Regions from separate parts of the Homo sapiens genome. Here region 2 is linked to region 1. The links are chromatin contacts, found by Hi-C or POLR2A ChIA-PET in ENCODE. All regions are on one chromosome and are shown on one strand. Each heading gives the region's core, a stretch centred on a gene start or an enhancer-like site at or near the end of the contact. The rest is flanking DNA. Distances are from core to core; before and after follow the strand shown. Region 1 holds the start of FBXO24 (F-box protein 24). Region 2 holds the start of FAM200A (family with sequence similarity 200 member A).

Region 1 (7,177 bases), core at 2,017-4,516:
GGCCCCTCCCCCATGGAGTCTGGGGCTAACAAACCTCTCTGTGACCTCACTGTTTGGCCACTGTGACCTGTTCCCTTTAATCTTGCCCAGGACCCATCTCTTAGACAGCTCCTGGGTTCTAGCTCAGTTCTAGCCATCACATGGCTCAAGGGATATGCATTTTACTGGAGAAATAAAGTGTGAATTACTGGTAGGTGACATCTTTATTTCAGGGAGCAGGAGGAAGTTTTCCTATTTGAGGCCCTTTTAGCACTAACTCTGTAGAGAAACACTAGTGAATTCCTCACATTTCAGCAGGCCAAGGCCTCTAGGGATTGGTAGCTCAAGAGTATAGACTCAAAAAACTATAAACTCAGTTTGACAGGTGAGATGGAGAGGTGACTGTGCTAATAATCGTTTAGCTCACAAATGATTCAGCAAACTCTTTAGACTTGTGAAAAAACACATCCAAAAGGAGACTGCAGCCTGGTGCCGGTGGCTAACGCCCGAAATCCCAGCACTTTTGGGTGGCCATGGTGCAAGGATGGCTTGAGGCCATGGGTTTCAAGACCAGCCTGGTCAACATAGACCCTGCGTCTATTAAAAAAAAAAAAAAACTTAAAAATTACCCAGGCGTGGTGATGCACCCCTGTAGTCCCAGCTACACAGGAGGCTGAGGCAGGAGGATTGCTTGAGCCCAGTTTGAGGCAGCAGTGAGCTATGATCGTGCCACTGCACTCCAGCCCGGGCGAGAATGATACCCAGTTTCAAAAAAAACAAACAAAAAAGAAGACTGCTTTTGCTTTCCTGAGGGACAGTAACATCATTGCATGTATAAAGGACAACCTATTAAGGTGGGAGAAAGGGATGGATTTCCTCTGAAAGCTTAGGATTTCTCCCAGGGTCTCTGATATTAGCTTTGTCTTATGTGGGGTGACATTTATCAGGAGAAACAGCAGGGGTCAGGGTTGTGTCTGTCCCACTCAGGCCAGATCTACACCAATAAATCCAAGGAGTGGCTGGCTCTTGCAGGGGCTCAAAGGAGTCCCATCCTGCCAGACCACCAGCCCTCACCACACAGTGTCACAGATCCGTTCATTGACTGCACCAGACTGACCACCCAAATTCCCTTATGTATGGTGCCTAGCCATGGCTAGGCTGGGATGCCTGAGATGGAATTTTAATTCTTCAGCAACTACTCAGGAATATCAACCTCTGAGATGTGAACTAAGGAGAAAGCAACTTCAGTGACTTATTTCTGGGCAACCTACCACATAGGGAGGGGACTGCATTAGGGACTCATGCCACTTAGAAAGGAAGATCTCCAAGTAGACAGAAAGGTATTTTCCATTCCTCTTGCATTTGGGTCCCCTTTATCCACTCCATTTCACCCCAGGAGGCAAACGAGAGGTTGTGAATAGAAAAAGTCCACTGTGGGCCAGGCTTTGTGGCTCACGCTTATAATCCCAGCACTTCGGGAGGCCGAGGTGGGAGCATTGCTTGAGCCCAGGAGTTTGAGATCAGCCTGGGCAACATAGTAGGACCCTGTCTCTACAAAAAATACAATTAGCTGGCATGGTGGTGCGTGCTTGTAGTCCCAGTTACTCGGGAGGCTGAGGTGGGAGGTTGAGGCTGCAGTGAGCTGCGATCAAGCCACTGCACTCCAGCCTGGGCAACAGAGCGACTCTGTCTCAAAAGAAAGAAAAAGTCCACTGTGGGCCGGGTGCGGTGGCTCACGCCTGTGATCCCAGTACTTTGGGAGGCAGAGGCAGGATCGCTTGAGGTCAAAAGTTTGAGACCAGCCTGGGCAACATAGCAAAACCCCATCTCTACAAAAATTGAAAATAAATTAGCCAGGTGCAGTGGTGCCGCCCGTGGTCCCAGCTACTTGGGAGGCTGAGGCAGGAGGATCACTTGAGCCCAGGCATTCAAGGCTGCAGTGAGCCATGACTGCACCACTGCACTCCAGCCTGGGCGACAGAATCAGACCTTCTTAAAAAAAAAAAAAAAAAGGCCGGGCGCGGTGGCTCACGCCTGTAATGCCAGCACTTTGGGAGGCCGAGGAGGGCATATTGCCTGAGCTCCTGAGTTTGCGACCAGCCTGGGCAACACGGTGAAACCCCGTCTCTACTAAAATACAAAAAATTAGCCGGGTGTGGTGGCGGGCGCCTGTAGTCCCAGCTACTCGGGAGGCTGAGGCAGGAGAATTGCTTGAACCCGGACAGTGGAGGTTGCTGTGAGCCGAGATCGCGCCACTGCACTCCAGCCTGGGCGACTGAGCGAGACTCCATCTCAAAAAATAAAAAAATAAAAAGAGGAAGGGAACGGAAGGGAGAGGGAGGGAGGGAGGAAGAGAGGAAGGGAGTGAAAACATCCACTGTGAAAACTGAGGGAGCGGGAAAGGGCTGTGCGTGGAGGATCCAGAGACCTGGTTTCTAGAGCAAGCCAGCTGTCAGGAACTTGCTGTTCGCTCTTGCTAACGCATCAACTTCCCTCTGCCTCAGTTTCTGCATTCGTAGCACCAAGGGCGTGTTCTAGGCGGTGAGATCCTTTCTAAGCCTCTAAAACCCCGTGGTCTGGTCCCCTCTCCATTCCTGTCCAGGGGAGCTCCTCGGGTGAGACGGCAGACCGTGCAACGCTGCACCTACACCCTCCCTCCTCGAGCTGGGCATCTCCAGGCTCTGGGAAGCCCCCCGCCCGCCCCCAGCCCGGGGGTCCCGAGACCCCTGCCAGAGGCTTCACAGTCGGAGGTCCCCCCGCTGCCCCTTCAGCTGCGACAACCGCCAGTGCACTGGCCTCAAGCAGTCGCCCGAATCCCCTCAAGCCCTGGACGCCGGCTAGCCCCCTAACACGTCCAGCTCGCACTCGCCACTGCAGCGGCGAACTGCGTTCCCGGCCGGCCAGGGGCTCCGCGTTCATTCTTAACCTCAGTCTTAAAGTTCTAGCTCACCCGCCTCCTCCTTAGCAAAGGGACCGCCTTCTCGCCCATGCTATTGGTAGGTAGAGCCGTCCCTCAGAGAAGAGGCAGGTCCAGATTCCCTTCGGAGGCTCTAATTGGCCTTCTTGACAGTCACTCGCCTGTATCTGGCTTACGATTGGTCTTTGGGGGACGAGGACTAGGCACCCCCTGCTTGCGGTCCCTCGGCCCGTTTTCCTGCTAGTGGAGTGCCGGTGTCCCCTCCTCTTGGTTGGACCTGATTGGCTCCACCTCCCGATCTGAGCATTGTGATTGGGTGCAGCTGCGCTGGGCGGGACGGCCTGGAGCGTCGGCCGTTGGCGAGCGCTCTATCCTTGTTCCCCTCCCTTCTCTCGTCAGACTCCGGCGCCGGAGCTCCACCCCCACTGACGGGTTCTGATTGGCCGCTTCTGACGCGTCTCGGGGCCACGATTGGTCCGTCCGGTCCCGGACACCGCTCCCTCCCCCTTGAGGCAACTACGGCGGCTCCAAGGAGGGGGTGGGGGAAGGAGGGACGGCCGGTCCCGTCAGTCAGGCAGCGGGAGCCGCCGGGAGCGGATGGCGGCGGCCGTAGCGGCTCCACTCGCCGCCGGGGGTGAGGAGGCGGCAGCCACGACCTCCGTGCCCGGGTCTCCAGGTCTGCCGGGGAGACGCAGTGCAGAGCGGGCCCTAGAGGAGGCCGTGGCCACCGGGACCCTGAACCTGTCTAACCGGCGCTTGAAGCACTTCCCCCGGGGCGCGGCCCGTAGCTACGACCTGTCAGACATCACCCAGGCTGGTGAGTGCAGCCGGGCCCCGGGCCCAACCGGGTCCCTCATTTGCATAGCCCCACCCCGGGCCCCGCCCGGCCCGGGAGTCGGGCCCGCCCCTTCACCTGGCGGCCAGGGTTGCTGCCCCTCCTGATTGCCCTAAACCTGCAGCCATCCTCTCCCATCTTTGAGAACCCCCTAGACAATGAACGTGCTTCTCGTTTGCACAGAACGCCCTGCGCCTCCGAGCGTTGGGAGAGATTCCTCCTTTCTCTTTATTTGCATATCTGCGCACCTGTAGGATGGTCCCGCCCCTCACCTGGTTGGCTTATTTACATGATCTCTTAACCTCAGCTCCAATCGGTCTATGAAGCAGTCCCCACGAGCTCCTCTAATAACTGCTTTCTCTCCCTCTTCATCTACACCTCTTAACCCCCGTCCCACCGAGATCCGAGCAGCCCCGGGCACCCCCTTCCCAGTGACTGGCCCCTAAGCCCGAGGTTTCTGCTTTCTGTGCCGCAACCCCGCCCCCTAAGGTCCTGGCCCTCTCCACTGTCCACGCAGCTCTCCAGCCTATGGGAAAGAAACAAATCTCTACCTCCCCTCACTCTTTTCTCCCTGAGCTCTTCCGCCTATTATCCCCAACCGGCTTATCTGAGATTCCTCCTCCTCCTTCCTAAGCCTGTGAGGTCACTGTGGAGCCTGTGACCTCATAGGGATCTTAGAATTCCCATTTCAGTTTCTGCTTTCCCCCGGGGGAGGGACTTGAGGCCGTTGCTGGAGGGAAGGAAATCTTATCTCCTAGCTGGGAGTGCTGGCCAGCTAGAGACTGTCCTTCCACGCCTCCACCCGCAGGATCTGTCCAACCATGCACCCTCCACCCTGGTGTCTGTGGATGGTAGGGGGTGGGGGACTTAACTGTGACAGGTGAGTCAAGCCTCAGCTACTCAGGAGGCAGCCTATGACCTTGGGCCGGCAGCTGGGGGTGGGGATCAGGATCAGGGAGGAGGACTGCATTCCCGAAGCCTCACCCCAGCCCAGGCCTCTTCCTCCTCTCATCTGCACGGTGGGGGACCAGAGCTGGAGGATAGTGCTTACTTCTCCCTAAGCAGGTGCCTGCTCACCTGGGAACACTCAGGCCGGCACTGGCACACATCCTCTTCCCTCTTCTGGGGAGAACCAGTCGAAACCTCCCCACTGATCTCGCCTGCTCTGCAACACTTGAGATGGGGAATGAGTGAGCTCCAGGAGCCATTCCTGCCCCTTACAGCCCTGTTCCCTCCCACCCCCACCTAACCCCACACTCCAGATTGACCTCAGCAGCTGTGTGACACTCACTGTCTGTTCCCTTCCCCTCCCCCTTGGTTGTTTTTTGACAAAGACCAAATGTTATTCTTTACTTCCTTAGGCTGTCTCTCCCTGTGTGGACTCTTGGGGAAAACTACCCGGAGCTCCCCGGCCCCTCCCAGCTCCCGCCCCCGGCCCCCTCCTCCCCCAGCATTCCGGCTCAGGGTGCAGCCGTGCTCCTGTGAGCTTGGGGGGGGGTCGGAAATCCCAGCTTCCCAAGAACCCTCCTCTGCCCCACTCTCTACACAGGGCCCAGGTTCTAGGCCAAGTGGGGTCCCTCTTGTCCAGAATTCTCTCCTCTGTCCCCTCTCCGCAAGCAGGGACAGAAAGGGGAAGTGACAAAAACATACAGTTGCCCATACCCTGCCCTCCATCTCTCCTCGCCCTCCAAGCAGACGAAAAGCATCAGTGCCTTGCTGCCCGGACTGCCTTGAGCCTTCCCCTCCCGTCTCCCATCTCTTTCTGAGTGTCTTCGCTGCGTGTCGCCTAGTCTTGGGTCCCTGATCTCCCTTGGACTAGGCTCCCTGGGGTGATAGTAGGAAGAATCCTGAGGTGGCGGGGAGGGGCCATCTTGCAAAGGAGAAGTGCAGCTCATTCTCTCCCAGACCACATCCTGTGCCCCCAGTGCCCTGCCTCCTGCCTGAGCTCCCTTCCGCTCCTAGCTTTTGTCCCCGCCACCGCCTACCCCATCAGAACTCTGAGAACTCGGTCTCCACCCCCTTCGTCCACATGCACACACACAAACACATTTGCAGAGAAAGCGGGCAGGTGGAGGCGAGGCTGGGAGGGGCAAATGCCATCCCCCCACCCTCTCCAGAACGGTCATCTCTGAGGCCAGGGCTTCTGTCTGTGCACCAGGGCTGGGCAGAGAGGAAGAGAAAGGGGTCCCGGGGCATCAGGCTGTCATCCACCCTGGTAAACACGGGGCCTACCAGAGCCAGAACCTGACAGATTGTTTCTACTTCATTTCCTGTCACAAGACTCATTTCCTTGGGGGATATACCCGGCTTCTCTCCTCTGCTTGCTTTTGCTGGCCTGCCCTTCCCTGAGAAGGGCCCTTGGAGAAGCTCACCAGGTCTGTGGCCTGGGACTCCGCCTCGCGGGCCCTGGGCCCCTCCCAGGACAGGCTGGGCCGAGGAAACAGAAAGGCAGGCTTCTCCAGGTCTAAGCCGTTAGTGGGTCCGTGCTACAGGGAATCCCAAGGCTGCCAGCCTCCGCATAGCAAGGCAGTGCTCCAGATAAGAGGGCGATTGTAGACCCCAGGCCCTCCCACACTCTCCACCCTCGCCGTGCCTGAGATGCTCACACAGTTGCTGATCTCTTGAAGTCTGTGTCAGTAAGAGAGGAAGCAGAGCCGGGCTGCTAGGGCTAGCAGAGGGTAGGAAGGATGCCTGCCCTGGGCCAGAGAAGCCCAGATGGGAGGGACCTGGGAACTCCAGCTCCCATCTCCAACCAGGTCTTCTTGCCCTTCCCTCCCAGCCCTTGGGAATCAGTAACTTTATGATTCTTTGGACCTGGCTTGCTGGTCCTTGGGGCTGGCGAAAAACTCGTCCGGTGTCGGGGACTTTATCTCTAGAACCAAGATAGAGTGACCTGTGGTTTTTCCCGTGTTGAAAACACACTGGAGTAGGGAAGAAGGGCCCCGAGGAGGGATGGGCACTCCCTGTGGTTTGCCCCAGGGGTTTCCCATCTTCCCTCCGGGAGCCCCCCAGCCCCTCGCCTTACTGTTTTCCCATGAGCACTGACCCCTCCTCTCACCTTCGGTCCTCCGCCTCACCTGGCATCTCTGAACAGGAACCACAGGAGTTAGAGATTCCAGCTGCTCTCCAGGATAGCCCTCCATTGACATTCCCCAACCCCCAAGTCTGAGGCTTCTCTAGCCCAGTGACGCTAAGGCCTTTGCCTTCCCTGTGCCATTCTGGTCACGCCTGGAATGTGCTCCCGTTGGCAGAAGGCTTTGTTATCTCTCCTGGGAGGCCACATTGATGGCCTTGAATCTTTAGGTGTGGAGGTGAGGGAGTGGGCAGCCGGCTCTGGGGGGACTGAAGGTCCTGTCCGGGCTGGGCCTTTCCGCAACTCTCCCCGACACCTCCTTTTCCCCAGACCTGTCCCGGAACCGGTTTCCCGAGGTGCCCGAGGCGGCGTG
Region 2 (7,177 bases), core at 1,778-4,277, 1.0 Mb after region 1:
AGTAATTACATCTGCAATGCCTCTATTGCCAAATAATTTCACATTCTGAGGTATTAGGGGCTAGAACTTCAACCTGTTAATTGGGGATGAGGTGGAGGTACAATTCAACCCATCATAAAGAGTCACAGCACAAATACCTAAGATTCTGGAGCAAGGTCATGCCTTCTAAGGCAAAAAAACAAAACCCACGTTTCCAAACTCCCAGGTCAGTTACCTCTGCTCTACTGCCACCTCTCCCATAAACTTACTCCTATGGCCTTATAAAAGTTCCCTACAACTAACTGATGGAGACAGAAGAGCCTTGGCCTCTGCACAGATTGGGGATTGGGTCAGTTCAGCATGTTGGCATCTTCCAGAAACAGACTGTTCTTCATTACAGCCCCACTCGCGTTGCCCTGAAGCATACTGGTGAAGAAAAATTATCTCAGTGAGCAATGGTACATTTGGTCACCCATGCCATATTTTGGAGGAGGTAGCCTAAGGTAGGGATATGCATTGACTCCTAGGCAGTGATGAATGGCTTGGCTTGTTGGTTAGGGACCATCTTATTGTTTATGCAATAGGCTTATGAACAGAGACCATGGTAGCAGGGATAGAGGCTGTGCGTGGTCCCAACAATATGGGCTACCTCTTATTTTTCTTTTTTTTTTTTTTTTTTTTTTGAGACGGAGTCTCGCCCTGTTGCCCAGGCTGGAGTGCAGTGGTGTGATCTCAGCTCACTGCAGCCTCCACCTCCCAGGTTCAAGCAATTCTCCTGCCTCAGCCTCCCGAGTAGCTGGGACTACAGGCACACACCACCGTACCCAGGTAATTTCTGTATTTTTAGTTGAGACGGTGTTTCACCATGTTGCTCAGGCTGGTCTCGAACTCCTGAACTTGTGATCCACCCACCTCAGCCTCCCAAAGTGCTGACATTACAGGTGTGAGCCACCGTGCCCGGCCAATATGGTCTACCTCTTACCAAGGCTGATGTAACTCTCACCATGGTGGAGTGTCCAGCCTGCCAGCATTAGAGACCAACACTGAGTCTTAGAGATACCAGCTACCACCAGGTTGAGTGCATCAGATCCCTTTTACCTTGGAATGGGCATCAATTTGTTCTTACCAGAATTGATATATGCTCTAAATGAGCTTGTCTTCCCCAACTACTTTGCCTCCAGCAGCACCACCATCTGAGAGCTTACAGGGTGCCTTATCCATTGACATACCTGAAACTAAGGAACCCACCGATAGCCAAGGAGGTGTGACAGTGAACTCGAAGCTACAAAATTCATGGTGCATACTCATCATCCAGAAGCAGCTAGCCAGATAGGGTTTTGGAATGGCCTGTTGAAGACTGGGCTAAATTGCGATTAAGATGTAATGCCTTGCAAAGTTGGGAGCAGTTCTTCAGAATATGGTATATGCGCTGAAATGCATTGGGCCAAAATGGATATATAGTATTGTGTCTCCAGTAGGACTATGTGCATACAGGAGTAGCCTCTATTACTATCACACCCAGCCACTCACCTGTAGAATTTGTGCCTCCTCGCTCCGAAATCTGGAGCCAGCTGGGTTATGATCCTCATTTCCAGGAAGAACATTTCCTCTAGGAAACATTAAATCGTGCCACTGAACTGAAAACAGAATACCACCAGGCCACTTTGAGTTTCTTGTGCCAGTAGGTCCGTAGGCAAAGAAAGGAGTCGTTATAGAGATGCCTACAATTCCTGCCACACACACAACATAAATACAAAATCATATACCCAGTCAACTGCATTCAGTAATCTGCCTTCCTGGACCCTTTAGGCACTTCAGTGTAGGAATGGGGACGGGTGGGGAGGAGAGACTTTAGACAAAGAAGAAAAATACAGTGTGTAGCAATGTAATGACTCTTAGCGATGACTTGGAACCCTGGAAGGAAATATGAGGATGTATCTGGAGGAATAAGTTGAGACTATGATGTCATCACGGAGGACTGTAGGTTAGAAAGCCAGCCAGTGATAAAGGAGCAAAGATTGGATTTGACGGTGCCCTAGGAGGAAAAAAAAAAAAAAAAAAATATATATATATATATATATATATATATATGTGTGTGTATATATATATATGTGTGTGTATATATATATACATGTATATATATGTGTATATATATGTGTGTGTATATATATGTGTGTATATATATATATGGAGCAAAGATGCACTTAAGTGGATTATTGAGAAGACTCGTGGGTAGGTAGAAAATGGCAACCATAGCAAGATCAAACCCCCTAAGGAATGGAGCATTAGTGAGGGTCTAGAAGGTAATTCGGGATACCACGTAATCATAGGCTCTGTATCAGGTAGCCGTTCCTTTTGTAGGCTTTTATCTTATTGGGCTGTACCACAGACTTGCCCAGAACTTTTAGAGTCATGCCCCAGCCATTCAAGGTCTCAGTTACTGTTTTATAAAAGGTGAAGTTATTCTTGATCTAATCATAGAAGCCCTAATTATTACAATAACACTTGGACAGCAAAAACGCCTCAAATTCAACTTATTTCACCGTTGCTAATCTGAAAACTCCCTGGAAACATAAGGCAAACTCAGAATTTTATAACTATCTAGTGTTGGAAAGAACGTCTGTTGCCTATAGATCAAGTATTTGAAAATACTGCCCATTCAACTGGCAATACGTACATAATCAGCGTCTCAAGAGACAATCCCTTCGATTTGTGAAACCATTTATTCTTGATCTTCCTGTCTCCACCCTCGTTTCATTCAGCTCCTCTGCCACAGACAATCACTATTTTTATTGTAACTATTACAATTATTGTCATCAAGAAAAATAGAAGGAACATATAAATATCTGAGCAGGGCGGTATAAAGGGAAATTCATCCCTTTTTCCCCGCCCTGTGCACCTCCTCGGAGCGGACAAGCTGAGGAGCAAGATCCCCAAACCCGAGATTAGAGCCCTACACAGGGATGCAAAGTCCTCCCGCGATCCTAGAGAGGACCCCGAAGCGGAGCGCAGCTCCGGAAGGCGGGTGTGACGCACTTCCGGCTTTTGTGACGCTTTCCCTGGGCTCTGAAGGCCAGGGGGCTTGGATGTGAGTCTAGTGCTCCTGGTCCCCAAAGTCACAACCCCTTCTATCCCAGCATCCCAGACTTCTCCGGGCGGGGACAGAGTTGGACGTGCATGGCTGTGTCCTGCAATCCCCTCGCCACGACCGCCCGGGACGGAGTGGAAGCGGGTCCGTGCCCCCGTTCCTCGCGCCAGCCTCGGCGGTGGCAAGCGCTGTCCCCCAGCAGAGGTGTCCCTGGATACAGGTGGGAAGGGAACGAAGTTTTGGTTTCCGGATTGGAGACACCCCTGGGACTGGAGAGAGGCGGTCTGCGTGTCCCTTCTGGACCCCCAGTCCTGGTGTTTTACCCCAAAGACGCGCGGACAAAATGACCCCAGTCAGATATCTGTGCTCCCCAGTTGTGCCCACTGGTTTTTCTTGTGGTGGGGGCTTTTCTGGTTTCCTGGGTACCCCGAGTTGTAAAATTCTGGCGATCTTACACGATACCAAGTGCCATTGGCCTTATAATTTGTTTTATTCGGATGGGCTCGTTAAGCCAGTGTCCGCGGATGATATGTTCACCCTCAAACCCAGTACCATTATGGTGGTGATTAGAGTGAAGGCCGGGCGCAGTGGCTCACGCCCATAATCCCAGCACTTTGGGAAGCCTAGGCAGGCGAATCGTTTGAGGCCAGGAGTTCTGAGATCAGCCTTGCCAACCTAGAGAAACCCTGTCTCTACTAGAAATACAGAAAATTAGACGTGGCGGCACACGCCTGTAATCCCAGCTGCTTGGGAGGCTGAGGCAGGGGAATCGCTTGAACCCGGGAGGCGGAGGTTGCAGTGAGCCAGGATCGCGTCACTGCACTCCAGCCTGGGAGACAGAGAGAGAGAGTGAGACTCTGTCTCAAAAACAAAAAAAGAGAATGTTTGAAGCCTACTGAATAAAGAAGTGATTTGGATATAATAGGAAAAGCTCATTTACACTTCACCCTTTCCTTTCAAGACTTTAGGAAGGGGTCTTTTTGTTTCTTTGGTTGGTTTTTTTGTTTTTGAGACAGAGTCGCCCAGGCTGGAGTGCAGTGGTGCGATCTCGGCTCACTGCAACCTCCAGCGCCCGAGTTCAAGCTTCTCCTGCCTCAGCTTCCTGAGTAGCTGGAATTACAGGCGCCTGCCACCATGCCCGGCTAATTTTTGTACTTTTAGTAGAGACGGGGTTTCGCCATGTTGGCCAGGCTGGGAAAATGAACTCCTGACCTCAGGTGATCCGCCCGCCTCGGCCTCCCAAAGTGCTGCAATTACAGGGGTCAGCCACCACGCCCTGCCAGGAAGGGTTTTAAATGAGCAATTTCGGACATGGGGGGTTTTCAGTTGTGGGAGGTATCTATGCTTGACATCGAGGGATAAAGGAGAGAAGGGAATTTGTGGACGGTGCAGCGGACCATTGGGGACTGGTACCAGTTCTGCCATTGATGTTCTTGGATGAAACACATAGACCCACCAAGTCTCAAATGTGTCCTAAGTAAAGTAAAATAGATTATCTCAAGGTCTCTTCCAATTTTGGAATCTGCCGATAGACTGAATTTAACATTCAGCTAAGCAAAACCTATGGCCCCACATTCATTTCCATTTGTGCCACCAACATACAGAAAGTTACTTGCATTATTGAGAGAGGCTAAGTGACACAGTACCAAAGAAAAGGGGTTCGTTGGCCAGGTGCTGTGGCTCAGGCTTGTAATCCCAGCACTTTGGGAGGCCGAGGTGGGTGGATCACGAGGTCAGGAGTTTGAGACTAGCCTGGCCAACACAGTGAAACCCCGTATCTACTAAAAAGACAAAAATTAGCTGGGCCTGGTGTTGGGCGCCTATAATCCCAGCTACTCGGGAGGCTGAGGCGGAAGAATCACTTGAACCCTGGAGGCGGAGGTTGCAGTGAGCTGAGATCGTGCCACTGCAGTCCAGCCTCAGCAACAGAGCTAGACTCCGTCTCAAAAAAAAAAGGGGGGGGTTCATTTAGTAAAGTCAGGTAATAACTTTTTTTAAGTTTTTTTTTATTATTTACTTTTTTTTATTATACTTTAAGTTCTAGGGTACATGTGCACAATGTGCAGGTTAGTTACATATGTATACATGTGCCATGTTGGTGTGCTGCACCCGTTAACTCATCATTTACATTAGGTATATCTCCTAATGCTATCCCTCCCCACTTCCCCCACCCCATGACAGGCCCCACTGTGTGATGTTCCCCACCCTGTGTCCAAGTGTTCTCATTGTTCAGTTCCCACCTGTGAATGAGAACATGCAGTGTTTGGTTTTCTGTCCTTGCGATAGTTTGCTCAGAATGATGGTTTCCAACTTCATCCATGTCCCTACAAAGGACATAAACTCATCCTTTTTTATGGCTGCATAGTATTCCATGGTGTATATGTGCCACATTTTCTTAATCCAGTCTATCATTGATGGATGTTTGGGTTGGTTCCAAGTCTTTGCTATTGTGAATAGTGCCGCAATAAACATACATGTGCATGTGTCTTTATAGCAGCATGATTTATAATCCTTTGGGTATATACCCAGTAATGGGATGGCTGGGTCAAATGGTATTTCTAGTTCTAGATCTTTGAGGAATCGCCACACTGTCTTCCACAGTGGTTGAACTAGTTTACAGTCCCACCAACAACGTAAAAGTATTCCTATTTCTCCACATCCTCTCCGGCACCTGTTGTTTCCTAAGTCAGGTAATATCTTTAAATCCACTAAACTCACATGAATGGTGAAATATTGCAGTGTACTAAAAGCAAACAAACAAATGAGGGTGTTTTGTCAATCGCATGTGTTGTGGAAATCTCATTCTCCCTCCAGAATAATTCATGGATCTATGTAACATGAACATGTTTCAATATTCATAATACTGAATAATTATGCAGCTTAATTTCTTATTTTTAAGAAATACAAGTTCTCATTTTTTTCCCTATGCCCCAGTGGATCATCTTGTGTACCCTATGTACCCTACCTGATGGTTTTTTTTGTTTTTTGTTTTTTGTTTTTTTTTTTTGAGACAGCGTCTTGCTCAGTTGCCCAGGCGTGGTGGCACATGGCCTGTAATTCCAGCTACTTGGGAGGCAGAGGCAGGAGAATCACTTTAACCTGGGAAGTGGAGGTTGCAGTGAGCCGAGATCGTGCCCTTGCACTCCAGCCTGGGCAACAAGAGCGAAACTCCATCTCAAAAAAAAAAAAAAAAAAAAGAATGACCAGATCACTTTTTAGAGTTGGCAGTGTAGCAGCATATTTAGGACACTCGCTTCAGACTTGGATTTGAGTGCTGGTTCTATACTTACTGTGGGTTGTTAGACACATTTAATCTTTCTGAACTTTTATTTTTCATCTGTAATATAAGAATAGTAATTATGTGAACCTCATTAGGTTTCCCTGGGTATTAAATGAGTGGTGTATATAGTACACCAAATCTCCCTGACACACAGCCAACATGAATGACAGTTGCTCATCATTTACCATGTCACACCACTAGATTTAGTGAATTGTTTTGTATGAGTTGTTAGCCCAGCAATACCATGTTGCTTTTTAATACTGCTGTTACGTTTTTCTACCCTGCAGGATAGCAAAACCTGATCTCATAAAACCTAGGTCACAAAGGACAGCCCTGCAAAACAGACCCTATTTGGATCAAGTGAGCCAGTTCCTGGAACCTGAATAATGACTCCTGAATCAAGGGATACTACAGATTTGTCTCCAGGGGGTACCCAGGAGATGGAAGGCATCGTGATAGTGAAGGTGGAGGAGGAAGATGAAGAAGACCATTTTCAAAAGGAAAGAAACAAAGTAGAGTCATCGCCACAAGTTCTCAGTCGCTCTACAACTATGAATGAGAGAGCCTTATTGTCATCGTATTTAGTTGCATATAGAGTGGCAAAAGAGAAAATGGCTCACACAGCGGCTGAAAAAATTATCCTTCCAGCATGTATGGACATGGTACGGACAATTTTTGATGACAAATCAGCTGATAAACTAAGAACTATACCTCTTAGTGATAATACAATATCTCGTCGAATCTGTACGATTGCAAAACATTTGGAAGCAATGCTTATTACACGGCTGCAGTCCGGTATAGACTTTGCAATCCAACTCGATGAGAGCACT

The links. A loop is a pair of places that touch in the nucleus more often than their neighbours do. ChIA-PET counts read pairs that join two places held with the same protein, here RNA polymerase II (POLR2A). Pooled maps may share reads with other maps.
Region 2: a loop to region 1 is called in a pooled map, with 9 times the contacts of the local background. The contact joins the promoter of FAM200A here to the promoter of FBXO24 in region 1. A Hi-C loop is called at or near these places in 5 of 50 pooled maps. POLR2A ChIA-PET finds 5 or more read pairs at or near these places in 2 of 52 experiments (CD4-positive, alpha-beta T cell and OCI-LY7).

What each region holds. Positions count from the first base shown.
Region 1 is chr7:100,582,417-100,589,593 of GRCh38, reverse strand. FBXO24 (F-box protein 24) reads right to left here and starts at 3,266. Exons shown (of 10, transcript NM_033506.3): 1 at 2,930-3,266. The coding sequence starts at 2,968. LRCH4 (leucine rich repeats and calponin homology domain containing 4) reads left to right here and starts at 3,465. Exons shown (of 18, transcript NM_002319.5): 1 at 3,465-3,713; 2 at 7,135-7,177. The coding sequence starts at 3,494. It overlaps PCOLCE-AS1 (PCOLCE antisense RNA 1), which reads left to right. Exons shown (of 9, transcript NR_038910.1): 9 at 1-193. RefSeq lists silencers at 2,588-2,707, 3,468-3,897, 3,938-3,987 and enhancers at 4,129-4,642, 4,643-5,156, 5,422-5,581, 5,554-5,848, 5,302-5,990.
Region 2 is chr7:99,547,964-99,555,140 of GRCh38, reverse strand. FAM200A (family with sequence similarity 200 member A) reads left to right here and starts at 3,027. Exons shown (of 2, transcript NM_145111.4): 1 at 3,027-3,287; 2 at 6,635-7,177. The coding sequence starts at 6,734. LOC105375422 (a long non-coding RNA gene) reads right to left here and starts at 2,976. Exons shown (of 3, transcript XR_927801.4): 1 at 2,657-2,976; 2 at 1,510-1,616; 3 at 1-405. RefSeq lists an enhancer at 3,281-3,470.